Regions from separate parts of the Homo sapiens genome. Here regions 1, 2, 4 and 5 are each linked to region 3. The links are chromatin contacts, found by Hi-C or POLR2A ChIA-PET in ENCODE. All regions are on one chromosome and are shown on one strand. Each heading gives the region's core, a stretch centred on a gene start or an enhancer-like site at or near the end of the contact. The rest is flanking DNA. Distances are from core to core; before and after follow the strand shown. Region 1 holds the start of NDUFS7 (NADH:ubiquinone oxidoreductase core subunit S7). Region 2 holds the start of C19orf25 (chromosome 19 open reading frame 25). Region 3 holds the start of POLRMT (RNA polymerase mitochondrial). Region 4 holds the start of MBD3 (methyl-CpG binding domain protein 3). Region 5 holds the start of ATP5F1D (ATP synthase F1 subunit delta).

Region 1 (4,943 bases), core at 2,321-4,820, 750 kb after region 3:
AGCTGGGACCACAGGTGTGCACCACCATGCCCGGCTAATTTTTGTGCTTCTTGTAGAAATGGTGCTTGCTGTGTTTCCGAGGCTAAGTGATCCTCATCGGCCTCCAAAGTGCTGAGATTATAGGCGAGAGCCACTGCAGCTGGCCTGCCTGAGTTCTTGTGCCTCTCTGCCTCCCTCCCTGTGCCAGCCTCACGCCCCCTCCTCACCTTCCCCAATTCCTACTCTCACCCCGCCCTGGGTCCTTCCCCTCTCACTGGCCTGAGCTGTTTCTGGAACTGCTGCCTGCCCTCTGCTCATGTCCTGCCTCTGCCCCGTGAAACCAGCTCCTCCATGTTCCCTGTCTCAGGGGTGTCCTCCAGGGCCCGGAGTTCCTGAACCAGATTCTTCTCCCCACCTACCTCACCTTTCTGTCCAGTCCGCCTATCAGTCAGCCCCCTTTGCAGCAGAATGCCACCCCAAAACCCAGCGCCTGGAACATTCTCCACACAGTTTCTGTGGGGCCGGGATCTAAGGGCAGCCCGGCCAGGGGCTTCTAGGGTGGCTCGTGGGGCTGCAGTCCACATGCTGGTTGGGGCCACATCATCAGAAGGCTCCAACGGGGCTGGGGGTCTGAGGAGCCTCGCTGGGGGCAGCAGCCCAGGAGCCACAGCAGCCGCCCATGAATATCACCGCCATTCTGTTGGTCACACAGAGCAGCCCCGGTTGAACGTGAAGACCCTATAGGGGCTGGGCTTGGTGGCTCACACCTGTAATCCCAGAACTCTGGGAGGCCAAGGTGGGCAGATCACCTGAGGTCAGAAGTTTGAGCCCAGCCTGGCCAACATGGTGAAACCCCATCTCTACTAAAAATACAAAAATTAGCCGGGTGTGGTGGTGGATGCGTGTAATCTCAGCTACTCAGGAGGCTGAAGCAGGACAATTGCTTAAACCCAGGAGGCAGAGGTTGCAGTGAGCTGAGATTGTGCCATTGCACTCCAGCCTGGGGGACAGAGCGAGACTCCGTCTCAAAAAAAGAAAAAAGACCCCATAGGAAGGCAAGAGCCTGAACAGCAAACGCAAGCCCAGGAGCCCTGTCATCCCAGCGGCCAGAGGACCATCCCCCTTGGCTCCCACTGAACTCAGCTGCAGTCCCCACCCCATCCCCCACCACCACTAGGGCTAAGAGCCAGCAGAAATCCTTGGGCTGGCTTCATTGTTCCTCCCGGGAAGAGTCCAGGGCAGCTGACACATGATCCCAGCATGGCACGCCGGGGACAGGGGAGGCACTCTGCTGTCCCTGACTGTATTTAAAAAAAAAAAATCCACAAGCAAAATCCCTAATGAGCAATGTTCCACAGTAAGTCCTGCCTCAGAACTGTGCAGGCATCAGAAACAGGAATGCCTGAGAAACGGCCACGGTCCCAGGAGCTGAGGAAACACCACGCCTGATGCCACGTAGGGTCCTGGATGGAGCCCTAGGCCAGGAAAGGGCATTAGAGGAAACCCAGGAAACTTGGATAGAGTGTAGATTTTGGTCAGTAATAATGTATCATGTGACAAATGTATCACACTCATGAACTGGGCATGGGGTACTCACAACTCTAAATTATTCTAAAAATATTGATATAAATTTAAGACCAAAACCATGGCCAGGCGTGGTGCCTCACTCCTGAATCCCAGCACTCTGGGAGGCCGAGGTGGGCAGATCACCTGAGGTCAGGAGTTCGAGACCAGCCTGGCCAACAAACCCTGTCTCTATTCAAAATACAAAAACTAGCCGGGCATCGTAGTGTGTGCATGTAATCCCAGCTACTCAGGAGGCTGAGGCAGGAGAATCACTTGATCCAGGGAGGTGGAGGCTGCAGTGAGCTGAGATCTTGCCACTGTACTCCAGCCTGGGTGACAGAGCAAGACTCCATCTCAAAAAATAAATAAATAAAAATAAAACCAAAACCCTACAGCACGGGCAGCTATGAGAACTAGAGAAGGAAGAGGGTTTTGTGCACCTGCCAGCCTCTTAGGTTCTTGTCAGCTTTTCCCCCAAGTCTTTATTATTATTATGTATTGTAGAGATGGGGTCTTGCTATGTTGCCCAGACTGGTCTCAAGCTCCTGGCTTCAAGTGATCCTCCTGCCTCGGCTTCCTAAAGTGCTGGGATTGCAGGTGTGAGCCACCATGCTGGGCCCCTCCAATCCTTTTGAGCTGCCCAAGAACAGAGACCAGGCCTGGCTTTGCTCAGCAGTGGGTCCCCAGCCCATGGCACGAATTCAGTAAACACTTGTTGTGGTCCTCAAGGGGCCCCCAGTCTTGCTAGTCACCTGTGTTCACCTAATTTGAGCCTCTGTTTTCTTTACTTTTTCTTTTTCTTTTTTCTTTTTTTTTTTTTTTTGAGATGGAGTCTCACTCTGTCGCCCAGGCTGGAGTGCGGTGGCACGATCTCAGCTCATTGCAACCTCCGCTTCCCGGATTCAAGTGATTCTCTTGCCTCAGCCTCCCGAGTAGCTGGGATTTAGATACAGGGTTTCACCATATTGGCCAGGTTGGTTTTGAACTCCTGACCTCAGGTGATTTGCCTGCCTCAGCCTCCCAAAGTGCTGGGATTACAGGCGTGAACCACCGCACCGGCCTTTGCCTCTGTTTTTGTAATCATAAAACAGGCAGACAAAACCTCCAGTGGAATTGTGAAAATTAAATGATATGCATGCAGAAAGCGTTCTGCAAACTCTGTTTTGCTAGTTTGGGTGTTTAGTGTTAGTTTTTATATCATTAGTACTGGTTGTAAACTTATCAATTTAAGCAAGATGGAAAATCGAGGGTGTGTCAGGGAAGGGGGAAGTTTGAGCTGAAATTATGACCTCTTAGGGGTGGGAAGAGGAGGCTTTGGGGTTGTGAGGTCTGAGCCCCCTTACTTTGGGATGAGTCCACATCGCGGCGACTCCTCTGCAGAATGCGGTGATGTTGCGGTAAGGGGTCCGGGATAGCTGCGAGGCAGCTGGACCAATCCTGAACGAAAGACATCAGTGATCGCAAGAGGCGCTAAAACTTCTGCCGAAACCCGGGATCGAACCAGGGACCTTTAGATCTTCAGTCTAACGCTCTCCCAACTGAGCTATTTCGGCTGGGCGGCAGAGTCGCTCTCGCCGGGACTCCGTCCCGCGCTGCGCCTTCCCTGCGCAGGCGCAGTCGTTTCGCGTCAGCAGGCCCCACATCCTTTGTAAGGTCTCCCAGGGCGCCGGAGCGCAGTGTCGTCTCTGTGGCGCAATCGGTTAGCGCGTTCGGCTGTTAACCGAAAGGTTGGTGGTTCGAGCCCACCCAGGGACGCGTGGTGACTTTTGCCCTCCTGGAATAACAAGAAAATGAGTGTCGCCTCTGTTTTTGTCGGTCCGCCGCAGACCCGCGGCCCCCACGTGCGCACTCCGATGACCTTTCCGCCTCGGGTGATCTGGGGGTGCACGGCGCAACACGACCACGGAGGCCGAAAGCGCAGCGGAACCTCCCGGCTCCAGGTTCCGGTTTCCGCATGCGCTCCGAGCCGCTTTGGGCGGCGGCCCCGGGAACCCGGAGCGCTAAGGAGAACGGACCTCAGAGGTTGTCTGAAGGCCGAGGCCAAGATGGCGGTGCTGTCAGGTGAGCGCGGCACCGGCGGCGGGTGTGGGGCCGCGCGGGTCTGGGGCCGTGGGAGCCTCGGGTGTCGTGGTGGCGTCGGGGGTCGGTGCCGGCGTCGTGGCCGCGGTCCTCTCCGGGCTTCTCCGAGCCGGCCGCTCCTCGGGCTCCCCGCCCGGCTTGCGATGAACGGTCGCCGTTATTGCGTCCAGAGTACAGTCGGGGAAACCGAGGCCCGGTAGGTCATGACGCAAGCCTCCAGCCTCAGGAAGGCGCTCGGGGTGGAGGCTGGAGGGGCCCCATTCACGTCCCCGAGACCAGGGCACGGCCCGCGAGGCTGCTCTTGAGATGCCCTGGAGAGAGCGGGGCCTGCCTGACAGGCTGGGAAACTGAGGCCCATTGAGGGTCTTCGAGGTCACAGGGCCGGGCCTGGGAAGGAACAGGACCCAGGACATCCACGCCACCCTGCTGGACCCTCCACCTCCCTCCCCACCCCTGGGAGGTAAGGGCCTCTCGCAGAGCCTGTCCTGCTCCAGGGACTTTTTTGGGATCAGCTGAAGCCTGCGGACCTCTGCTCAGATAAAGTTATTAAATGCATGGAATAAAATCCATAGAATTGCAAGGAAATCAGTTACACGGAGAGGCAGTTATTAAAAGATTGTCTTGAAACCTGATTGGCGACTTAGTAATCTAAGTGCTTCCCTTATGAACGCGATCTAGCGGCAGGTCTAATTGCGACTGTGATTTGGAAGGAGTGAGGAGTGGAAATGAGGCTTTGATGATACGGAAACGTCTGCAGCCCCTGCACCATAGCTAGGAAACATCTGTGATTCCGCTTGGTGAAAAGTTACAGGTCCTGCTAATACTGCCGTATTTTGTTGTCTATGCTAAGAATTTTTTATTTATTTATTAAGACAGGGTCTGCCTCTGTCGCTCAGACTGGAGTGCAGTGGTGCCATCTTGGCTCATCACTGCAACCTGTGCCTCCCAGGCTCAAGCGATTCTGGCACTTCAGTGTCCTGTGTAGCTGGGACCACAGGTGTGCGCCACCATGCCTGGCTAGTTTTTGTATTTTTAGTAGAGATGGGGGTCTTGCCCTGTTGCCCAGGCTGGTCTCGAACTTCTGAGTTCAAGCAATCCTCCCACCTGAGCCTCCCAAAGTGCTGGGAGCCACGGCACCCAGCCTACGCTAAGAATTGAATGAAGGGCTAATTTTCCATAAGATGCTGGTGACAACAAAGACATATATATTTTTTTATTCCAAGCAAATTCACAGTTCTGAATCCTCACCAGGCCCCTTGTTAAGAATGCCTGGCCCACGCGCGGTGGCTCACGCCTGTAATCCCAGCACTTTGGAAGGC
Region 2 (5,513 bases), core at 2,166-4,665, 850 kb after region 3:
AGCAAAGCGTGTGACCAGGGGGATCGGGTCACAGAAAGAGCTCAAGCCTCGCCAGCAGTGGCCCTCCTGGGGGCGGGGCTTCCATTCCTGCAAAAGCCGTGGCACCCACCGGGATGGACTCCACTGAGCTGGCCTGGCTCTCATTCCTGCTGTCTCTGGAAGCCAGAGACGCAACAAGCCCGCCACCGAAAACCTCTCCAGGGGCCGTGCAACCTCCTGGAGCACACACTTAGGGAGGCAGGGGTGGCGAAGGTGAGAGGTGGGCATTGACGTCCTGGTGACTCCCACATTCAGCAGAAACTACGTATGGCTCCCTGCTCCCCCACGTATGCAAGCCCAGTGCAGCAGGGCTGAAGCAGCACCGACTTCAGGGTCACTCAGAGAAGCGTCAGGGGCCCCTCGGCTCTGGCCTGCCCCTCGGCAGTGTGGTCTCCCACGGACGAAGGCTCCACGTGCCGCACGGGTCTGGGCTGATCAAATCACCTCTGTCATCACCTGCTTTAGCAACAGGGTGGGAAAGGCCGGGCAGTGCCTGGATGAAGGCACAGGAGGCCCCCTACCTTCTGTGAGCGCCCCCCGTCCCCCGCACAGCGTGCCTCAGTTTCGCCACACTCAACGGCCATGGACCTGAGCCCATGAAGCTCAAACCACGGCCCCAGCACCCTCAGGTGACCGAACTGCATGCTGGGAATAAAACCAACTCATGCACCTTGACCAGTACCGGCCCACAGAACCTTCCAGATGATGCGCACACCTCCCACCGATGCTGGTCCACACCAGCCACCAGCCATGTGTGGCTCCTGGGCACTTGAAATATGTCTAAAGGGAAAACACAACTCAATTTTTCTCTTTTTTTCTTTTTCAGAGACAGGGTCTCACTCTGTCACTCAGGCTGGAGACTCCAACTCCTGGGCGCAAGCAACCCTCCTGCCTCAGCCTCCTGAGTAGCTAAGACCACAGGTGCATGCCACCACACCCAGCTAGTTTGTGTATTTTTGGTAGATATAGGTTTTGCTATGCTGCCAAGGCTGGTCTTGAACTCCTGGCCTCAAGTCATCCTCCTGCCTCAGCCTCCCAAAGTCCTGGGATTACAGGCATGAGCCACTGCACCTGGCCCCAGAATTTTCTAATATTACTTTTTAAAAATGTTCCCTTAGAAATTCACAGTTTCTATCATTCCACATGGCTCATTTTCTTTTTTCTTTTTTTTTTTTGTTTGAGATAGAGTCTTGCTCTGTCACCCAGGCTGGAGTACAGTGGCACGATCTCAGCTCACTGCAACCTCCGCCTCCTGGGTTCAAGCAATTCTCCTGCCTCAGCCTCCCAAGTAGCAGGGATTACAGGCATGCGCCACCATGCCCAGCTAATGTTTTTGTATTCTCAGTAGAGACGGGGTTTCACCATGTTGGCCAGGGTGGCCTTGAACTCCTGACCTCAAATGATCCGCCCACCTCAGCCACCCAAAGTGCTGGGATTACAGGTGTGAGCCACCGCACCTGGCCGATTCATCTTCATTTGTTTCCCGCCAGCCCCAGAACAGCCTGGGGCAGACATTCTTGTTTCTTTTGTTCACTTGTCCATTAGCAGTGCTCTAAGCGCAGAGCCCAGCACACAGGAAGTGCTCAAGAAAAGGATTGTTGAATGAATGAATGAGCCTCATCCAGAACACAAAATTCACCCAACTGCACTGCTGAATCCTTTGGTCTCTGACTAGCTTCCACCTCGTAAATCAGGAGTGGACAAGCTTTCCTGCCAAAGGCTGGAGTCTCTGCTCCCACTACTCAACTCTGCCCTTCTGGTGTGAGAGCAGCCACTAACCGTATGTGAATCATTTGGCTGTGTGCCGTAAACCTTTACTTACCAACACTGAAATCTGAATTTCATACCTCTTTCAGGTGTCAGAAATGTTCTTTTTCACCCACCCCCATTTAAAAATGTGAAGTCCATTCATAGCTCCCAGACCTTAAAAAAACAGCCAGGGGCAGGGTTTGGGGGGCCCTAGCTTACCACCTCTGTTTTACTTTATTTATTTCTATTTATTAATTATTATTATAATTATTGAAACAGAGTCTCACTGTGGTCCAGGCTGGAGTGCAGTTGCGTGATCTCAGCTCACTGCAACCTCCGACTCCCAGGTTCAAGTGATTCTCCTGCCTCAGTCTCCTGAGTGGCTGGGATTACAGGCCCATGCCACCACACCCGGCTAATTTTTGTATTTTTAGTAGAGACAAGGTTCCACCATGTTGGCCAGGCTGGTGTCCAACCTCTGACCTCAAGTGATCCACCCACCTCGGCCTCCCAAAGTGCTGGGATTATAGGCGTGAGCCACCGCACCGGCCACTTATTTATTTTTGAGACACAGTCTGGCTGTGTTGCCTAGGCTGTATCCTCCCACTTTAGCCTCCAAGAAGCTGGGGCTACAAGTGTCCACCACCACACCCAGTAATTTTTTTTTTTTTTTGAGACAGTCTCGCACTGTCACCTGGGCTGGAGTGCAGTGGTGCGATCTCGGCTCACTGCAAACTCTGCATCCCGGGTTCAAGCGATTCTCCTGCCTCAGCCTCCCGAGTAGCTGAGATTACAGGCGCCTGCCACTATGCCCAGCTAACTCTGTTTTGTTTTTGTTTTTGTTTTTGTTTTGTTTTTTCATTTTTAGCAGAGACGGGGTTTCACCATGTTGGCCAGGCTGGTCTCGAACTCCTGGGCTCAAGCGATCCTCCCGCCTCATCCTCCGAAAGTGCTGGGCTTACAGGCCTGAACCACAGCGCCCGGCCTCCACCCCTGTCAGAAGAACCCTCTGAAAATCGGTCCCACTCTACGGAGGAGTAGAGGGAGACTCGGAGAGGATACGGACCGTGCCCATGTTGCGGGGGTTCCCAGGGCGTGGGGTCAGGAGTTAGGGGTGTGCTTCTCTCCCGTCCCCTTGCTGCCGGGGTCTCAGGTCCGCTTTTCCCCGGGACCGGGCTCCCCCTACCTTCCGGGGCCAGGATGGTGAACACTGGATCCTCTGCCGGCGCACCCCGCACATCCTCCAGGATCTGCTCCACCGTGGGGGGCGCTGGGCGGGTGGGCAGCAGCACGCGCTTCTTTGCCTTGGAGCCCATCTCTGAAGGCGGGGAAGGGGGCGCTGACCGGGGCGTCCACCTCTCCGCCCTTGCCCGGGCTGCTCCTCCCGCCCAGCGAACTCGTACGCACCCGTCGCGGTCCCGCTCCCGGGGAAGCCCGCCCTGTCCCGCCCCTCTGAGCTCGCCCCAGGCCCTGACCCTCCCTCCGCCCAAAAACACGGTGGCCAAGGCTTCAGGGTCTGGCTCAACCTCTGCCTCAGTTTCCCCGCGGTCACCCCAGTCGCCGGCCTCTTCCCACCTGGGCGCGGGACCCGAAAGCCCAGCGTCGACGACGCAGCCACTTCCGATTCCGGTCGGAGCACCGCCCCGTCCCCGAACACGTGACACACACTTCCGGCCTCCTCTCCCGCCGGCCCGCCGCTCATCGCGGGGCTCCGCCCCGTCTTAAAGGGATAGTGCCCTTGAGACTCGGATCTCAGCCTCTCAGGCGAACCCGAACCTGGACGCGCTACGATGAGAGCGAGTTCGAGTCCAGGCTCCACTGGCTGGGTAGAAAAGCATCCGAGGCTCGTCTTTCTGAAAAGGGGAACACGGCACTAGGGGACACGCCACCCATGTGGCTGACGGGAGCACAAAATTGCTGTCCACCTAAGGGAGCCTGGTGGTGCATGAGCACTCGGCGGCCGGAACACAGCGGGGGCGGGGCGGTCGCGGCGCCTCCACTTCCGGCCAAGGCGGGTCCTCCCACCTCGGGGACGGTGCTGGAGGTCACCTTTTCCTCTCCGCTGATGCCTGGGAAGGCAGAAAGAGCAGAGGGCCCTTTTCCTCTCTCAGGGGCTTTATTGAGATGCAGTTTACATACCATAAAGTTCTCCTGTTTATTTCGTTTTGTTTTGTTTTTTTAGAGACAGAGTCTCACTGTGTCGCCCAGGCCGGAGTGCAGTGGCGTGATCTCAGCTCACTGCAACCTCCGCCTCCCGAGTTCAAGCAATTCTCCTGCCTCAGCCTCCCGAGTAGCTGGGACTACAGGCGCCCGCCACCACGTCCGTCAAAATTTTTTTTTGTATTTTAGTAGAGATGGGGCTTCACTGTGTTGCCCAGGCTGGTGTCAAACTCCTGAGCTCAGGCAATCCGCCCGCCTCAGCCTCCCAAAGTGCTGGGATTACGGGCGTGAGCCACCGCGCCCGGCCAAATTCGCCTGTTTAAACTGTAAATTCAGCCTGGGCGCGGTGGCTCATGCCTGTAATCCCAGCACTTTGGGAGGCCGAGGCGGGCAGATCACTTGAGGCCAGTTTGAGACCAGCCTGGCCAACATGGTGAGACCCCGTCTCTACTAAAAATACAAAAATTAGGCTGGGTGTGTTGGCTCACGCCTGTAATCCCAGCGCTTTGGGAGGCCGAGGTGGGTGGATCACGAGGTCAGGAGATCAAGACCATCCTGGCTAACATGGTGAAACCCTGTCTCTACTAAAAATACAAAAAGAAAAACAAAATTAACCAGGCATGGTGGCGGTTGCCTGTAGTCCCAGCTACTCAGGAGGCTGGGGCAGGAGAATGGCATGAACCCGAGAGGCAGAGCTTGCAGTGAGCCGAGATCGTGCCACTGCACTCCAGCCTGGGCGACAGAGCAAGACTCTGTCTCAAAAAAAAAAATATTGTTGAGAGAGAAGGAAGGAAGGAAGGGACAGAGAGAGGGAAAAGGAAAGAAAGAGAAAGAAAGGAAAGAAGGAAGGAGAAGAAAAAGGAAGGAAGGAGAGAGAGAAAGAAAAAAAAGAAAAAGGAAATAAAGAGAAGAAAGTAAAGAAGAAAAGGGAGAAAAGAAAGGAAAGGAAGGAAAGAGAAGGAAGAACGGAAGAAAGGAAGGCGAGAGAGAAAGAAAAAGAAAAGAAAGAGGAAGAAAGAAAAAGGAAAGAGAAAGAAGGAAAGAAAGAAAGAAAAGGAAAGGAAGGAAGGGGCCAGGTGCGGTGGCTCAAGCCTGTAATCCCAGCACTTTGGGAGGCCGAGGTGGGCGAATCACGAGGTCAGGAGATCGAGACCATCCTGGCCAACATGGTGAAACCCATCTCTACTAAAAAAGGAAGGAAAGAGAAGGAAGAAAGGAAGGAAAGAAGGAAGGAAGTAAAGAAAAGGAAGGAAGGGAGGGAGGGAGGAAAGGGCCAGGCACAGTGGCTCACGCCTGTAATCCCAGCACTTTGGGAGGCCAAGGAGGGAAGATTGCTTGAGGCCAGGGTTCAAGGCTGCAGTGAGCTACAATCGCACCACTGTACTCTAGCCTAGTCAACGTAGGGAGACCCTGTCTCAAAACAAACAAGAAAAAAAACAAAGGAATCACCGCAGGAGAGGATTCTGGGCCATGGTGAGCCATGTTCTGGGGCTGGACATTACTGCTGACCCCCGGCCATTCCCTGCTGTTCCCACTGCCTGGGGTCCCTGGGCCTGGGCGGACTC
Region 3 (5,175 bases), core at 2,127-4,626:
CTGGAGCACTGTGAGGGGCAGAAGGCGAGGACATGAGAGGGACCCCCTCCCCATTCGAGCACCCGTCTCTCTGGACCCTGAGCCAGGCCAGGAGGTGCAGGTGGCTGAGCTCGCTGGGACCCAAGGCGTGAATTCCTCATACTTGCCAACAACGTTGTAAGGTCTGCCCGCTGCTTTCCAGACACACGCACCCCACCACCTCCGCACCTCCCCACCCGAGCCTCACAGAACTCAGCAGCCCTAACAAGCTGCCACCGAAACCTGCAGCACCACGTCTCCCCGGTCACTGGCCGCTCAGACCCTCCAGGTGCACAGGCCCAGAACCCGGGGTCTGTGACAACTCCCTCCGTCCACCTCTCAGTACCTCCTCTGGGCTTGCCTCCAGAATCTATCCAGGTGGCCCCCGCCTCCCCTGCCCCTCTCACTGTCTAGCTCAGGGCCTCTGCACAGACTCCCAGGACCCTGAACCGCCCACTCCCTGGCTCAACCATGGCCTGCAAGTTCGCACCCCGCCTCAGCAAGACCCCCCCAGCTGGTGGAGCTGCCACACACACACTCCTAGGCTCCCAGTGTCTACACCGGTGGACGCTGAGCCACTAGCTCGCAGGGAAAACGCGGCTCCTGCTCGTGCCGCCTCAGGTTGCATTTTTGCCAACCAATCAATGCCTAAGTGTTCTGTATCTCTTTAAAGAAGCCTTGTTGGAAATCTATTGCTGGCCGGGCATGGCGGCTCACGTCGGTCATCCCAGCACTTTGGGAGGCCGAGGCAGGAAGATCACCTAAGGTCAGGAGTTCGAGACCAGCCTGGCCAACATGGTGAAACCCCGTCTCTATTAGAAATCCAAAAAATTAGCTGGGCGTGGTGGCATGTGTCTATAGTACCAGCTACTTGGGAGGCTGAGGCAGGAGAATTGCTTGAGCCTGGGAGGCAGAGGTTGCAGTGACTCAAGATAGCGCCATTGAACTCCAGCCTGGGCAACAGAACAATAATCCATCTAAAAAAAAAAGACTGTTGAAATAAGCCGGGTACAGGGCCGCGCACCTGTGGTCCCAGCTACTCCGGTGGCTGAGGTGAAAGAATCACCTAAGCCTAGGAGTTCCTGGCTGCTGTGAGCCGTGATCAGGCCACCGTGCTGCAGCCTGAGAGACAGAGCAGGACCCTGTCTCAAAAAAAAAAAGGGGGGGGGGGACCCAGGTGTCCAGATGTGGTGGCTCACGCCTGTAATCCCAGCACTTTAGGAGGCCGAGGCAGGCGGATCACGAGGTCAGGAGATCAAGACCATCCTGGCTAACACGGTGAAACCCCGTCCCTACTAAAAATACGAAAAATTAACCGGGCGTGGTGGTGCGCGCCTGTAGTTCCAGCTACTCGGGAGGTTGAGGCAGGAGAATTGCTTGAACTCGGGAGGCGGAGGCTGCAGTGAGCCAAGATCGCACCATTGCACTCCAGCCTAGCAACAGATTGAGAATCCGTCTCAAGAAAAAAAAAATTGCTGAAATAAAAAGACAAGCGTGATGTCCGCCTTCAGAGTGCTCCAAAACTCAGGAGATACTTTTAGGATTAACAGTTGAGAGCTTTGTTTTGTTTTGTTTTGTTTTTGAGATGGAATTTCCCTCGTTGCCCAGGCTAGAGTGCAATGGCATGATCTCGGCTCACCGCAACCTCCACCTTCCGGGTTCAAGCGATTCTCCTGTCTCAGTCTCCCCGGGTTCAAGCGATTTTCCTGCCTCAGCCTCCTGAGTAGCTGGCACTGCAGGCGTTCACCACCATGCCCAGCTAATTTTTGTATTTTTAGTAGAGACAGTGTTTCACCATGTTGGCCAGGCTGGTCTTGAACTCATGACCTCTTGATCCGCCCGCCTCGGCCTCCCAAAGTGCTGGGATTACAGGCGTGAGCCACCGCACCAGGCCTCGGACCCTTGACCTCTTGATCCGCCCACCTTGGCCACCCAAAAGTGCTGGGAGTACAGGCGTGAGCCACCGCACCAGGCCTCGAACCCCCGACCTCTTGATCCGCCCACCTCGGCCACCCAAAAGTGCTGGGATTACAGGCGTGAGCCACCGCACCTGGCCAGGTTTTTTCCCTTTATAAAGGTTCTCCCGCCTCTCCCTTCCCGGCTGCCTAATGGACGCAGACAGGATGTGGGACAGAAGCACCGGCGGGAAGCAAGCACAGGGAAGCTCCCACCTCCCTCCCACACCACCAGCCAGGCCAGGACGAGGGCCTGCCACCGCTGGAGCCTGGGCTGTCCCTCCCAAGTTTCGCAGTCATCCAGTCTCCATTAGGCGCCTACCCCCCAGAGCCAAGCCAGGACAGCTGAGTCAGTTCAGGGTTCACATCCTGGCTCTGCACATGTGGCCTTGGCGGCGGGGCCGGGGGGGGGGTCTCTCCAGACATAATCTTGGGCCTCACCTATGTCCCTGGAAAGTGGGAGCACCTGGTGGGGTTCTGGGGAGGGGGAATTACGAGAGCTCCAGGAAGGAGCCTGCTCAGCAAGGACAGGGCCCATGAGCGGTGCAAGAGATGTTTCAGCAACGCCGTCTGGGCGTGTCCTGGGACCCGAGAGGTGGAGACCGCCCTCAGCCTGTCTCAGAATCTGAGCCTTTGCCTTTTCTCCCGGCAGCAGGGAGCGGACTCTCCTCTCCCGGGCCGCCGTGGGGGTCGCGCTCACCCTCCAGCAGCTCCACGTGGCCCCAGTCCTTCCTGCGGTCTTGGTCTTGCTCCTGGGGGCTGGCGGACGAGCTCCTCCTGGGGCCGCAGACGCCACCGGCGGTCCCTGCGGGAAAGACGAGAGCGGCTGAGCGGGGCCGGGCGTGTGGGCGGGGGCCTCCATAAAGGCAGAAGCCGAAGGGTCGAAGGGCAAAGGAGCCCTAAACGCAGCGGAAACTCTCGGAGCACGGGCTTAAGTTGGAAAGAAACTAAGACAGCGAAGGTGGAAGGGCCCCGCCGCGGCGAACACGGGCGCGGAACCGCCGAGAGAGGGTTCCTCGCACTCGAGGTGCAGCAGGTCAAAGGTTAAGAGCCCTAAACACCACACCTGGGGTCAGGAGGCTGCATAAGAAACCACGAGTCAAAGGTCAGACTGCACGGAGGAGCCTCAGTCGAAAAGCGGGCAAGGGCGAGTGGAAAGCGGGGCCGGGTCGGTGGGCTGCGCACGCCCAGGTGCAAAGAGGCAAAGGTCAAAGCGCCAAAGGCCCCGGCCGCGCGGGGAGGAGCCCACGCCGTGGCCCCCGGGCTGCCTGGCCGTCTCCCTTTGTGTTACCTTCTTTGCCGGGGAGTCCCGGGCGGCCGCAAGGCCGTAGGGCTCGTTTGAGCCCCGCCGCTCCGCGGCCCCAGCAAAGTGCCGACATTACGCACGCCGCTCCAGGCCACCCCACCGGCCCGCGCCTGCGCATGCGCCCGCGCCGCCTGCCGGGAGTTGTGGTTTCATGGTCGACGGAGGCTGCGAAGGGAAACCCCAGCCGGAAGTAGACTCCCAGGATGCAGCGGAGGCGCGAAGGCATGCGCCGGTGGACGCTCTGATTGGTTCCTCCTGCTGTTTTTAAAGGGAGGGGGCGGGACAGAGCTGTTGCCGTGGCAACTGGGAGGCACTCTCAGGCTGTTTTCCCGAGGACCTCAAATCCGGACTTTTTTTCTGTTTTTCTTTCTTTTTTGGTTTTGTTTTGGACGCGTTGTGGCCCAGGCTGGAGTGCAGTGGCGTGATCATAGCTCAGTGCAGCTTCGAACTGCTGGGGTAAAGAGATCCTCGCCCCTCGGCTTCCCAAAGCGCTGGGATTGCAGACGCCGCCACCGTGCCCGGCTTTTTTTTTTTTTTTTTCAAGGCATACTCATCTAATAACGAGGACAGCATCTGCAATTTAGAGATTCCTGTCCGCAACCTTCATTGCTCCAACGACAACTTTTGGGTAAGAGTCATTAGGATGCCGTCTATCATGGAGGAAGCTGAGGCTCAGAGAGGGCCACCAAGTTGCTGGAAGACACAGCACGTGCGACCTCAGGGAGGCTGCAAGGAGAGAAAGCCCCAGTCCGCGAGACTCCCAGCCTCCAGCTTCAGTTTACCCTCCAATCCCCAAGCCCTCAGGGGCAGGAGCCGAATGGAGCGGCAGGCTTGGATTCACCTGCTAAGTGGGGTGAGGTCAAGGGAATGAAATAAACCTCGGAGCCTAGAGCCTGCCCTGGTCTCCGCGTGATCCTGCCTAGGAGGAGCAGGGCGGGAGCTTTAGAATGGAACCTGGAAGGTGTGCCCACCTGTGTCGTTCAGCCGGGGCAGCAGGCCAGAGGCGGGAGCGCCTGCTGTGGGGCAGTAGGCTTGGGAAGGGTGAGAATAGGAATATCTGGGGGTAACTGTGTTCCAGGCTAATATCCCAGTTGCAAAGGGGAGCTGGTTTGGTGGCTCAGGCCTGTCATCCCAGCACTTTGGGAGGCTGAGGCGGGCGGATCACCTAAGGTCAGAGTTCGAGACCAGCTTGGCAAATACGCAAGCATGCCTGGCAACATGGCAAAACCCCGTCTCTAGTAAAAATACAAAAATTATCCGGGGGTGGTGGCGGGCACCTGTAATCCCAGCTACTCGGGAGGCTGAGGCAGGAGAATCGCTTGAACCCGGGAGGCGGAGGTTGCAGTGAGCCAAGATCTCGCCACTGCACTCCAGCCTGGGTGACAGAGCGAGAACCTGTCTCAAAAAAAAAAAAGTGCAAAGGGAGGTCAGTTCAGTGCCTCAGGCCTGTAATCCCAGCACTTTGGGAGGCTGCGGCGGGAGGATCGCTTGAGCCCAGGAGTTCCAGACAAGCCTTGGGCAACCGAGATACTGAGACCCAGTCTCCACCAAAGGAAAAAAAGAAATTAGCCAGGCATGGTGGTGCACACCTGTGGTCCCAGATACTCGGGAGGCTGAGGCAGGAGGACTGCTTGAGCCCAGGAGGTTTAGACTGCAGTGAGCTGAGATGGCGCCACTGTACTCCAGCCTGGGTTGACAGAACAGGACCCTGTCTCAAAACAAAACAAGTGCAAAGGCCCTGAGGCAGGAACAAGCGTGGACAGAGGAGCAATTTGAGCAGAGTGGGGCTGGGGAGAGGGAGCAAAGATGTAGCTGGGGCTCAGTTAGGGGGCCTGACCACACGGGGGCTCGGGGGCCTCAGCTCAAGCTATCCTCCATCCCCAAACCCTGGCACTT
Region 4 (5,182 bases), core at 2,571-5,070, 960 kb after region 3:
AAAAAGAATAAATGCAGTGGCTCACACCTGTAATCCCAGCACTTTGGGAAGCAAAGGAGGGCCAATCACCTGAGATCAGGAGTTCGAGACCAGCCTGACCAACATGGTGAAACCCCATCTCGACTAAAAATACAAAAGTAGCCGGGCGTGGTGGCACATGCCTGTAATCCCAGCTAGCTGGGAGGCCGAGGCAGGAGAATTGCTTGAACTCAGGAGGTGGAGGTCGCAGTGAGCCCAGATTGCAGCATTGCACTGCAACATTGCACTCTAGCCTGGGCAACAAGAACGAAACTCGGTCTCAAAAAAAAAAAAAAAAAAAAAAAAGAAGGCAGGCGCAGTGGCTTTCATCTGTAATCCCAGCACTTTGGGAGGCCAAGGAGGGCAGATCACCTGAGGTCAGGAGTTCAAGACCAGCCTGGCCAACATGGTGAAACCCCGTCTCTATTAAAAATATAAAAATTAGCTGGGGGTTGTGGTGGGGGCCTGTAATCCCAGCTACTCAGGAGTCTGAGGCAGGAGAATCGCTTGAACTCAGGAGGTGGAGGCTGCAGTCAGCCGAGATTGCACCACTGCATTCCACCCTGGGTGACAAAGCGGGACTACTTCTCAAAATAAATAAATAATAATGAACATAAAAAATTAGCTGGGCATGGTGGCACATGCCTGTAGTCCCAGCTATGCTGGAGGCTTAGGAGGCAGGATCGCTTGAGCCCAGGAGGTCAAGGAATGCAGTGAGCTGTGACTGCACCACTGCACTCCAGCCTGGGTGACAGAACAAGACCCTGTCTCACAATGAATAAATGAATGAATGAATGCAAATGCAAGATAGAGGGGGTTAGTGGTTACCAGGGGCTGGGGGAGTAACAAGTGGGGAGTGACTGCTAATGAGGACAGAGCTGCTTTTCAGGGTGATGAGAATGTTCTGGAATTAGATAGCGGTGATGGTTGCACAACTTTGTCAATGTACTAAAAACCACTGGGGGCCGGGTGTGGTGGCTCAGGCCTGTAATCCCAGCACTTTGGGAGGCTGAGGTGCTGGGGTCAGGAGTTCGAGACCAGTCTGGCCAACATGGCGAAACCCCTTCTCTACTAAAAATACAAAAATTAGCCGGGCATGGTGGCAGACGCCTGTAATCCCAGCTACTCGGGAGGCTGAGGCAGAAGAATCGCTTGAACCCGGGAGGTGGAGGTTGCAGTGGGCTGGGATTGCGTCACTGCACTGTGGCCTGGGCCAAGAGTGAAACTCCATCTCCAAAAAAAAACCCCACTGAATTGTACATTTCTAAAAAGTGGCTTTGGCCAGGCAGTGGCTCATGCCTGTAATCCCAGCACTTTGGGAGGCTGAGGCGGGTTAACTGCTTGAGTCCAGGAATTCGAGACCAGTCTAGTCTAGGCAACACAGCAAAACCCCATCTCTATAAAAATAAGCCAGGTATGGTGGCACGTGCCTGTAATTCCCACTACTTGGGAGGCTGAGCTGAGAGGGTCGCCTGAGCCTGGGAGGTCAAGAATGCGTAAGCCGTGATTGTACCACTGCACTCCAGCCTGGGTGAGACCCTGTCTCAAAGAAAAAAAACAAAAAAGGTAGCTTTTGTGGAATGTGAATTATATCTCAATTTTAAATAAAGGTTATGCCCATCTATTGACACAAAATGATGTCCCTGAGATTTTATTCAATGAAAAAAGAACAGCCTTGATAAAACCACACGTATAGAAAAAAGTGGGCAACATGGCCTGAACTCTCCCCAGGCACCCCCAACAGAAAACGCAGTCTGGGAGCCTGCAGCCTCAGATGAAGGGCTGGGTTGAGGCCCCAGACCTGCAGAGGGCGGCTCTGGGCTGCCTGGCTTCACCCTCTGCAGAGAAACCTGAAATCTCTAGCCTGTAGAGGAGCTTCTCCCTGCTTTTCTCCACTGCTAGACCCTCATGCTCAGGGCCAGGGCCCAGAGTGGGAATGAGAGAGGTGGGGTGATGACAGCCTCAGGATACTCCGCTCAAGCTGGCCTTGGTTCTAGCTCCCAAGCTGCAGCCACCTCTTAGGGGGTTCCTGCTGCCTGGACGCCTCTCCCTGTCACTCAATGTCACGTCCTCAGAGAAGCCCTCCCTGACCCCAGTCTCATTCAGGCCCCGTCATCTGCCCTCCCAGATTTCAGCATGTGTCACTGCAGATCTCAGGACGTGTACAGGGTTCCAGCTCATAAGGGTACACATTTGGGGACCAAGTTTCCCCTCTCTTGCTGTCCTCCAACTTTCCAGGAACCAGTCCCTGAGCTCCTCCTGCAGGACGAGGCCCCACACATTGCTTCTGATCACAGCCATCCTTTCCCCGCTCACTTTTCTCACTTTATCTCCCCAAACCGGGACAGTCAAGAACCACAGAGGACCGAAGTGCACAGTGGACGGAGCGGTCGTTCTGCCCCTCCTTGGCTCGTGGAAACCACCCGCCCTCACCTGGGCGGTCTCCTGCCCACGACCCCGAGCTGTGGGAAAAAGGGGGACCAGCCGCACACCCCCCTTTACCCAGGTGCTCGGCACATGGCAGGCGTCCTCCGCTTTCCCCTCCTGGGGGACCTGAAGGCGCCACGGGACACTGAACCAAGGGGAGGGCGCAATCAAAGCTGGCCCAGAATCAAAAGCATCTTTCCCGAGCCAGGAAAAAAAAAAAAAAGAGGACAAACAGCAGGTGGCCGACTGTCTGGGACTTGGCTGCAGCAGGCGACTAAGTCTTTGTTCCACGGAGGGGGTTCCCTGCGACCTTTCAGAGCAGCGCCTTGTTCCAATTTGGGGACGGGGGGGTCTCTGAAAGCCTTCCACCACCAGTAACATCCACGCAAAGACTACCGTTAGGTGGGCTCGGAAAGTCGAAAGCCTCAGGTCTCCACCCTGAGGGGGCCACGACCCAAGAGGACCAGAGGCCTCGGAAGGAGTCAAGGGGAATACCTTTAAAAAAAGCAACGCTGCGTGGGAGACCAGTCACCCTGAGGCGCTTATTCCCAGGACTGGGGCGAGCCCAAGAACCCGTATTTTCACGCACGCCCTCCCCGATCCGCCCATGAGCCCTGCTCCCCGAAATCCCGGCTGGCCACCCCCTCGGGCTCCGCGCCACCCCAGGAGCGCCCCAAGAAGGCACCCCCTGCGTCTCACGGGAACCAAAGGGACAGCCCACCCTCCACCCCTGCCCCCCGGTAGCATCTGGCCGCCGCCAGGCGCCCCTGGCCCAGCGCGCACGAACAAAGGCCGCAGTCGCCGTCCGGCAGCCAGTCCCTGAACGGCCGGCCGAAAGCCATGCGGCCCAACAAGCGGCGCACGCGCACTGGGCCTCCGCGCGCCGGGCGCACACGCACGCAAGACGCACGCACGCACGCACGACGCACGCGCGGGGCCCAGGCCGCGGCCCGGGGCAGGGGCGCCGAGGCCGCCGCAGAGGCCGCTGGGAGGAGCCCGTTGAGGCCCTGCGCGGCCGGCGCGCTCATTCACCTATAGTAAAAGACATCCCTGTGGCCGGCCGACAGCCCCGACCTTCTGGGCACTTCTTCCCTCTCCCAGCCCTGCGGGAGCGCCGGGCACTCCCACCTCTTCCGCTCCATTGCGCCCGGCTCCTCGGCCCGCCGCCGGGCCCGCCGCCGCCGCCCGGACCCCCACTCGCCGCCGCCGCCTCAGCTGCCTCCGCTGCCGCTGCCGCCGCCGCCACTTGCCGCGGCTGTTCCGGCCCGCGGGCCCCCGCCCTCCGCCCCCAGCCGGGCGCGCGCCGGCTTTGCCGCCCTTTCGGCCCCCTCCCCGCGCTCGCCAGCCCCCGCTCGGGGGGCCCGCTCCGCCCACCCGCCCGCGCGGGGCCCCGCGCTGCGCAGCCGCGGCGCCATGCCCCCGCCCCTCTACGGCCCCGCCAATCAGCGCGCTGGGAGGGGGCGGGGCCTTAAGTGGCGTGCGCGCCTGCGCGCTGTGCCTTGCGAGCTGCCAGTGCCCAGCAGCTGTGCCCGGAGTCCGCGCGGCTCCTTTTACTGTGCCCTGTCTCTGCCGGCCGCCTGGTGCGCGTGCGCGGGGACATGCTTTCGGACTAGTGGGGTCCTTTCCTCCGACCTTTCTCCAGCCCAAGTCTTGGGGACTCTGGCCCAGTGACTGGACCTCGACTTCCCCGCCCTCCTGGTCTCCCAGCTTCCGAGCTTTTTACGAGCGTCCAAATCTGGGGGACTTCCCCCGTGACCACCCCTTCCACGCCCCCAAGTTCCCTCCAGTAGCTTTTTTTTTTTTGAGACGGGGTCTCTGTCACCCAGGCTGGAGTGCAGAGGCGCGATCTTGGCTCACTGTAGCCTCCGCCTCCCGGGTTCAAGTTGTTATGCCTCAGCCTCCCAAGTAGCTGGTTCCACGGACGGCTAATTTTTGTAGTTTTAGTAGAGACGGGATTTCACCATGTTGGCCAGGCTGGACTCGAACTCCTTACTTCAGGTGATCAGCCCACTTCGGCCTCCCAAAGCGCTGGGATTACAGGCGTGAGCCACTGCGCCCCGTCCAGCTGCTTTTTGAACCCTCAAAATCCAGGAATCTGAGCACCCCCCCCCAGCTCCCCGACCACCCCCTGCACCTTAGTCCAGCCACCATCTCTGGCCGGGAGAGTTCCAGGACCTTCCTGCGGAATCGCCCACCCCCTGTTGTCTCCCCTTAACCCCTTCCCCAGCCAGCCAGAGGGATCCTGAAATGGAAACGGGTGGGCTGCCCCCCATCAGTTCCCCCTGACAGCGTCGCTCCCAAGGCTAGGGCTGGGCGGGCCTGCACAGGTGTTCAAGGACTGAGTCTAGCTGCTGTGCTCCCCTGCCTCCAGCTGGAGAAACTGTCCTGGTTCTAAGGACTCTTTTGTTGACATTGGGTCCACCCGATCTGGGATGCTTTCCCATCTGAAGATCTCGTCCCATTTTCAAAGTCCCTTTAGCTGCAGGTTCCAGGGAGTAGGACAGGCACATTCATTTATTGATTGATTGACTGACTGATGGAGACAGAGTCTTGCTCTGTTGCCCAGGCTCGAGTGCAATGGCGTGATCTCGGCTCACTGCAACCTCCACCTCCCGGGTTCAAGTAATTCTCCTGCCTCAGCCTCCCAAGTAGCTGGGACTACAGGCGCCCACCACCATGCCCGGCTAATTTTTTTGAATTTTTAGAAGAGATGGGATTTGACCTTGTTGGCCAGCTG
Region 5 (5,558 bases), core at 496-2,995, 610 kb after region 3:
GGGGCGAGGGTGCAGCCTCCGGATGTAGGGAGCCACGGATCGTGTCGGATTCGCCCACAGCAGGAGGCATTGGATCTCCCTGGCTGCACCCTTGTAAAGCCACAGCCCCAGGGCCTCCCCTGCTCCCTGCACCCCTGGGGTCCAGCCCACCGCGCCAGGCTCAAGGCCCTTTCCAGGGAGCCCGAGCCCCAACCCCCGCCATCCCCGATTCCGCATTTTCCCGGAGCCTAAGGAGCGGGGCTGGGGGCCCGGCCGGGTGCCGCAGACCTGCGTGAGCGCGGGGGCGGGGCGGTGACGTCATAGCCGCGAGCGAGGCTGCGCGGGCCGCTGGCTGACGGCAGCGGAGCCCCGAGCCGCCCGCGCACGCGCTCCTGCGTCAGAGGCGCACGGGGGCGACGGCCAGGCAGGAGGTGGGGGGTCGGCGAGCGCATCTCCGGGCGCGGAGCGCCCTCTGCCGGCGTCGAGGAGCAGCGCGCCGGGGTCCGGGATCCCCAGCGAGCCCTCCCGCGTCGCCCGCGCTGTGCCCCTCGCCGCGGTCGCCGTTTCCTAGAACAGCTGCACCTGCAGCCTTCCACCCTGTCCCGTCCTGCACACTTTCTCGGCTTTTACTGTGATTTATTTTTGGCTTTTGCCACCACCTACCACTACGACCTGTTTGTTTTTAAATTTTATTTATTTTTTTGTTTGAGACAGAGTCTTGCTCAGTCGCCCAGGCTGGAGTGCAGTGGCGCGATCTCGGCTCACTGCAACCTCCCCCCCCCCCCCCCGCCCGGGTTCGAGCTATTCTCCTGCCTCAGCCTCCCGAGTAGCTGGGATTACAGGCGCCCACCACCATGCTCGGCTAATTTTTGTATATTTAGTAGAGACGAGGTTTCGCCATGTTGACCAGGCTGGTTTCAAACTCCTGACCTCAGGTGATCCGCCTGCCTCGCCCTCCAGATCGGATAAAGTGCTGGAATTACAGGCGTGAGCCACCGCGCCCGGCCTGACCTGCTTATTAATGATCTCAAATGTCTGCTAAATAACCCCCGGCCCCAGAGTGGGATTCTCACTCTGTTGCCCAGGCTAGGCAGTGGCGCAATGATAGCTCACTGCAGCCTCAATCTCCTTAGGCCCAAGCGATGCTCCCGCCTCAGCCTCCCCAGTAGCTGGGACCACAGGCGTGCATCACCACGCCCGGCTAATTTTGATTATTTGTAGAGACGGGGTCTCCCTCTGTTGCCCAGACTGGTCTCCATCTCCTGGGGTCAAGTGATTCTCCTGCCTTGGCCTCTCAAGGTGCTGGGATTACAGGTTGGAGCCACCACACCTGGCCCAGAGCCGGAAACTTGATGTTTTCTTGATGTCTATCCAGGGCCCTGCATCCAATGAGCGCCCCAAAAATCTTTTTTTTTTTTTTTGTACAGACGGGTCGGGGGTGGGGGCGATCTACACTATTGCCCAGGCTGGTTTCCAGCTCCTGGCCTCAAGTGATCCTCTGGCCTCAGCCTCCTAAAGCGCTGGTATTACAGTCGTGAGCCACCACGCAGCCGAATCTTGAATTTCACTGAAGTTCGTTTTACTCCACCTCCCAGGACGGTTTCACCGCCCTTATCTGACCACCCCCTGGTTCTGCCGCAGCCCGGGCCGGAACAAAACTGCAACCCCCAGAATACCTCACGACGGGGCACTGCGTCGTCAACGTCGCGTGCGCCCTGCCGGGAGTCGTAGTTCGCGCTTGCGCTCTCGCCGGGACTCCTCCTCCCAGACGTCCCTGCGCGTCGTCCTCCTCGCCCTCCAGGCCGCCCGCGCCGCGCCGGAGTCCGCTGTCCGCCAGCTACCCGCTTCCTGCCGCCCGCCGCTGCCATGCTGCCCGCCGCGCTGCTCCGCCGCCCGGGACTTGGCCGCCTCGTCCGCCACGCCCGTGCCTATGCCGAGGCCGCCGCCGCCCCGGCTGCCGCCTCTGGCCCCAACCAGATGTCCTTCACCTTCGCCTCTCCCACGCAGGTTCGGGCGCTGCGGGTCGGGACCCTCCGTGGCCGCCGCCCCCGGAGTCCAGGGTCCCCACCCCCAGGGCGCGACCCCCGCTTCCGGGCCCCCGGACCCGCGCGCCCCGGAAGCCGAGGCTACTCAGCCCTGGACCCTCGGCCCTGCCTCTGCTGCCCGAGCCCTGCGCTGCCCTCGTCCCGGGCACCTCCCCGAGATAAGCGTCTCCTGGGTGCCCTCCCCGATCTCCCTGGCCAAAGCCTGGGTGTCGCCGGATCGTTGCATTCCCATTTCGCGGATCAGTAGAATGAGGCGCAACTGTTGAGGACCAAAGCTGCAACTTCGGATCCCTGCGCTGGGTTGTCTCAGTGCCTCACATCAGCGCCAGGTCCTGCCCTGACCCATTACTTAGCAGGACAGGCCGAGTGCCCGGTGGGCGCGGGGCCGGCCTGCCCCGCCATCATTCCCCACGCTGTTGTCTGCAGGTGTTCTTCAACGGTGCCAACGTCCGGCAGGTGGACGTGCCCACGCTGACCGGAGCCTTCGGCATCCTGGCGGCCCACGTGCCCACGCTGCAGGTCCTGCGGCCGGGGCTGGTCGTGGTGCATGCAGAGGACGGCACCACCTCCAAATACTTTGGTGAGTCCGGTGGAGGGCTGCAGGGCCAGGCCAGGCTGGGGCTCCACATCCCAGGTCAGTCTCCGTCTCAGTTGAGGCTGCGAGAAAAAATAGTTTTAGGCCGGGCACGGTGGCTCAAGCCTGTAATCCCAGCACTTTGGGAGGCCGAGGCAGGTGGATCACCTGAGGTCAGAAGTTCGGAGACCAGCCTGGCCAACATGATGTAACCCCGTCTCTTCTAAAAATACAGAAAACTGGCCGGGTGCGGTGGCTCCCGCCTGTAATCCCAGCACTTTGGGAGGCCGAGGCGGGGGGATCACGAGGTCAGGAGATCGAGACCATCCTGGCTAACACGGTGAAACCCCGTCTCTACTAAAAATACAAAAAATTAGCCAGGCGTGGTGGCGGGTGCCTGTAGTCCCAGCTAGTCAGGAGGCTGAGGAGATTGTGCCACTGCACTCCAGCCTGGGCAACAAGAGTGAAACTCCATCTCAAATAAGAAAAATACAGTTTTAGCAGGTTTGTCCACTGAGGAGCCTGGGCTGGCCGGTGATGAAAGCGAACCAGAGGGGACCCTGCTCTCAGCCGGTTTATGACTGGCTCTGGACCAACCAATGTAGGATGGTCGAAGCAAGAGATGTAAAACCACCCAGGCCCAGTGGTTCATGCCTGTAATCTCAGCACTTTGGGAGACTGAAGTGGGAGAATCGCTTAAGCCCAGGAGTTTGAGACTAGCCTTGGCAACATAGTGAGACCCTGTCTCTACAAAAAATAAAAAGAAACTGACCAGGCGAGGCTGGGTGCGGTGGCTCACACCTGTAATCCTAGCACTTTGGAAGGCCGGGGTGGGAGGGTCTCTTGAGCCCAGGAGTTTGAGACCAGCCTGGGCAACATAGTGAAATCCCATACTACAAAAAATTAGCTGGTTGTAGTGGTGCACACCTGTAGTCCCAGCTACTCGGGAGGCTGAAGCAAGAGGACCGCTTCAGCCGGGGAAGTCAAGGCTGCAGTGAGCCAAGATCATGCCACTGCACTTCAGCCTGAGCAACAAGAGTGAGACCCTGTGCCAAAAAAACCCCTCAAAAAACCATGTTGGGAGGGCTGATCAGATTAGGGGAGGAAGGTCATTTGTGCAGGAAAAAAAGCAGTTCTAAGCCTCACTGGTTTCCAGTGGTGGCCAGATTTGAACTCAGCTTGCCTTTGGCCCTGACCCCAGCTCAACCCATGGGTGGTGGGTCAGAGGGAGGGCCTCTGTCCCCAGGCAGTGCTTTTGGGGGTTCCTCCAGCTTCTAGTCCTTTCTTGCGGCCCCTGTTTTGTTCTTCTCTAGCAGTTGCCCGCCATGTTGGGCCCAGGGCCAGTCCTGTGGGTCTGTTTGCACACTCAGGACACAGACTTGGATGTTTGTGGAGCTCCTGGTTCACAGGGGGCTCTGGACTTGACCAGGGGAGTCCCTGAGGCTGTGCAGCCCTTTGGGGTCTCACGCCTTCCCCCCGCCCCATTCCCCCAGTGAGCAGCGGTTCCATCGCAGTGAACGCCGACTCTTCGGTGCAGTTGTTGGCCGAAGAGGCCGTGACGCTGGACATGTTGGACCTGGGGGTGAGTGTCAGAGGGGACCTGAGGCTCAGCAGGTTGGAGCTGTCCAGGCTGCGGGGGAGGGAGCGCTGGGGGACCAGGAGCCGGGCTGGGGTCGCTGCTGGCCCCTCACCGCCCCTCAACCCCTTGCAGGCAGCCAAGGCAAACTTGGAGAAGGCCCAGGCGGAGCTGGTGGGGACAGCTGACGAGGCCACGCGGGCAGAGATCCAGATCCGAATCGAGGCCAACGAGGCCCTGGTGAAGGCCCTGGAGTAGGCGGTGCGTACCCGGTGTCCCGAGGCCCGGCCAGGGGCTGGGCAGGGATGCCAGGTGGGCCCAGCCAGCTCCTGGGGTCCCGGCCACCTGGGGAAGCCGCGCCTGCCAAGGAGGCCACCAGAGGGCAGTGCAGGCTTCTGCCTGGGCCCCAGGCCCTGCCTGTGTTGAAAGCTCTGGGGACTGGGCCAGGGAAGCTCCTCCTCAGCTTTGAGCTGTGGCTGCCACCCATGGGGCTCTCCTTCCGCCTCTCAAGATCCCCCCAGCCTGACGGGCCGCTTACCATCCCCTCTGCCCTGCAGAGCCAGCCGCCAAGGTTGACCTCAGCTTCGGAGCCACCTCTGGATGAACTGCCCCCAGCCCCCGCCCCATTAAAGACCCGGAAGCCTGACTGTGTGCTCGGCTCTTGTTCCTCCACCTGGCCCGGTGAAGCCGGGAGCGTCCTGGGCCCCTGCTCACGTCCTCCATGTCCCTTGCAAATAGGGCCTTTGAGCTCCCCTGGACTATGTCCCTTAGGGCACCTGGAGGTCCGTAGGAAGCAGGCTCGAGGGGGTGGGTGGGGTGCAGCCAGGCGGGCAGGCTGCTGACCTTCACCCTACAACGGTGGGGAGGGTGAAGGTCACCAGTGATGGGGACATCGGTCAGGGAGGGGTGTCCCTGCTGCTCCTGGCGCCTCTGCCGAGTTCCTGGTCTCCAGGCCTTGACCCTGAGCCCTGCTGGCCCTTGGCCCTGCCCACCAGCCTCTGGAAAGAGGCGGGCCCCACCCGCTCCCACGCTGGCCCCGCCCTGTGCCAGCCGGTCCTGTGGGTGGCCCTGCCTGGCCGGGTGCCGAATCTGCAGTGTTTTTGGCACCTCCGTGGGCACCTAGGCTTCTGGGTTGGCCCCAGATGGAGTGGGGTGGGCCCAGGAGGGGGCGGCTCCCTGGCACTGCCCCGTTGGGCCTGCCTCTTCTCCTTTCCATAACCCTGGGGGCGGGCAACACTGGCTCCAGCTGGTGTGTGGACGGCGGGGGCTGGGGTCTCCTGACCTCCTCCCTTCCTTGGGACAGGGCCCTGTGCAGTGGGGTAGGCAGGGAATTCCAGGGGGGTGAGTGGGGAGGGTGGGCCTGCCTGTGTCACTGGAGCTGGGA

The links. A loop is a pair of places that touch in the nucleus more often than their neighbours do. ChIA-PET counts read pairs that join two places held with the same protein, here RNA polymerase II (POLR2A). Pooled maps may share reads with other maps.
Region 1: a pooled map shows a loop between it and region 3 (7-fold over the local background). The contact joins the promoter of NDUFS7 here to the promoter of POLRMT in region 3. A Hi-C loop is called at or near these places in 4 of 50 pooled maps.
Region 2: a pooled map shows a loop between it and region 3 (7-fold over the local background). The contact joins the promoter of C19orf25 here to the promoter of POLRMT in region 3. A Hi-C loop is called at or near these places in 2 of 50 pooled maps. POLR2A ChIA-PET finds 5 or more read pairs at or near these places in 2 of 52 experiments (T-cell and activated CD8-positive, alpha-beta memory T cell).
Region 4: a loop to region 3 is called in a pooled map, with 9 times the contacts of the local background. The contact joins the promoter of MBD3 here to the promoter of POLRMT in region 3. A Hi-C loop is called at or near these places in 5 of 50 pooled maps.
Region 5: a pooled map shows a loop between it and region 3 (7-fold over the local background). The contact joins the promoter of ATP5F1D here to the promoter of POLRMT in region 3. A Hi-C loop is called at or near these places in 2 of 37 single-sample maps with no recorded cell type and 6 of 50 pooled maps. POLR2A ChIA-PET finds 5 or more read pairs at or near these places in 1 of 52 experiments (activated B cell).

The regions. Positions count from the first base shown.
Region 1 is chr19:1,380,337-1,385,279 of GRCh38, forward strand. It overlaps NDUFS7 (NADH:ubiquinone oxidoreductase core subunit S7), which reads left to right and starts at 3,571. Exons shown (of 8, transcript NM_024407.5): 1 at 3,571-3,606. The coding sequence starts at 3,591. It overlaps TRF-GAA1-6 (tRNA-Phe (anticodon GAA) 1-6), which reads right to left and starts at 3,098; the gene lies at 3,026-3,098. It overlaps TRN-GTT2-6 (tRNA-Asn (anticodon GTT) 2-6), which reads left to right and starts at 3,227; the gene lies at 3,227-3,300. RefSeq lists an enhancer at 101-601 and silencers at 2,941-3,070, 3,251-3,390, 3,641-3,700.
Region 2 is chr19:1,475,800-1,481,312 of GRCh38, forward strand. C19orf25 (chromosome 19 open reading frame 25) reads right to left here and starts at 3,416. Exons shown (of 3, transcript NM_152482.3): 1 at 3,364-3,416; 2 at 2,975-3,106. The coding sequence starts at 3,104. RefSeq lists enhancers at 2,601-3,101, 3,463-3,582 and a silencer at 3,193-3,242.
Region 3 is chr19:630,161-635,335 of GRCh38, forward strand. POLRMT (RNA polymerase mitochondrial) reads right to left here and starts at 3,377. Exons shown (of 21, transcript NM_005035.4): 1 at 3,265-3,377; 2 at 2,674-2,778; 3 at 1-8. The coding sequence starts at 3,352. It overlaps LOC105372234 (a long non-coding RNA gene), which reads left to right and starts at 3,304. Exons shown (of 2, transcript XR_936226.2): 1 at 3,304-3,735; 2 at 3,824-5,175. RefSeq lists an enhancer at 1-326 and silencers at 3,161-3,320, 3,331-3,590.
Region 4 is chr19:1,589,045-1,594,226 of GRCh38, forward strand. MBD3 (methyl-CpG binding domain protein 3) reads right to left here and starts at 3,821. Exons shown (of 7, transcript NM_001281453.2): 1 at 3,478-3,821. The coding sequence starts at 3,587. RefSeq lists enhancers at 1,845-2,834, 4,212-4,261 and silencers at 3,072-3,171, 3,312-3,611, 3,772-3,821, 3,892-3,961.
Region 5 is chr19:1,240,006-1,245,563 of GRCh38, forward strand. ATP5F1D (ATP synthase F1 subunit delta) reads left to right here and starts at 1,746. Exons shown (of 4, transcript NM_001687.5): 1 at 1,746-1,986; 2 at 2,451-2,604; 3 at 4,092-4,180; 4 at 4,310-4,820. The coding sequence starts at 1,846. The coding sequence ends at 4,432. RefSeq lists enhancers at 1-509, 1,376-1,505, 1,546-1,615, 4,683-4,842 and silencers at 217-576, 1,916-2,025, 4,323-4,482.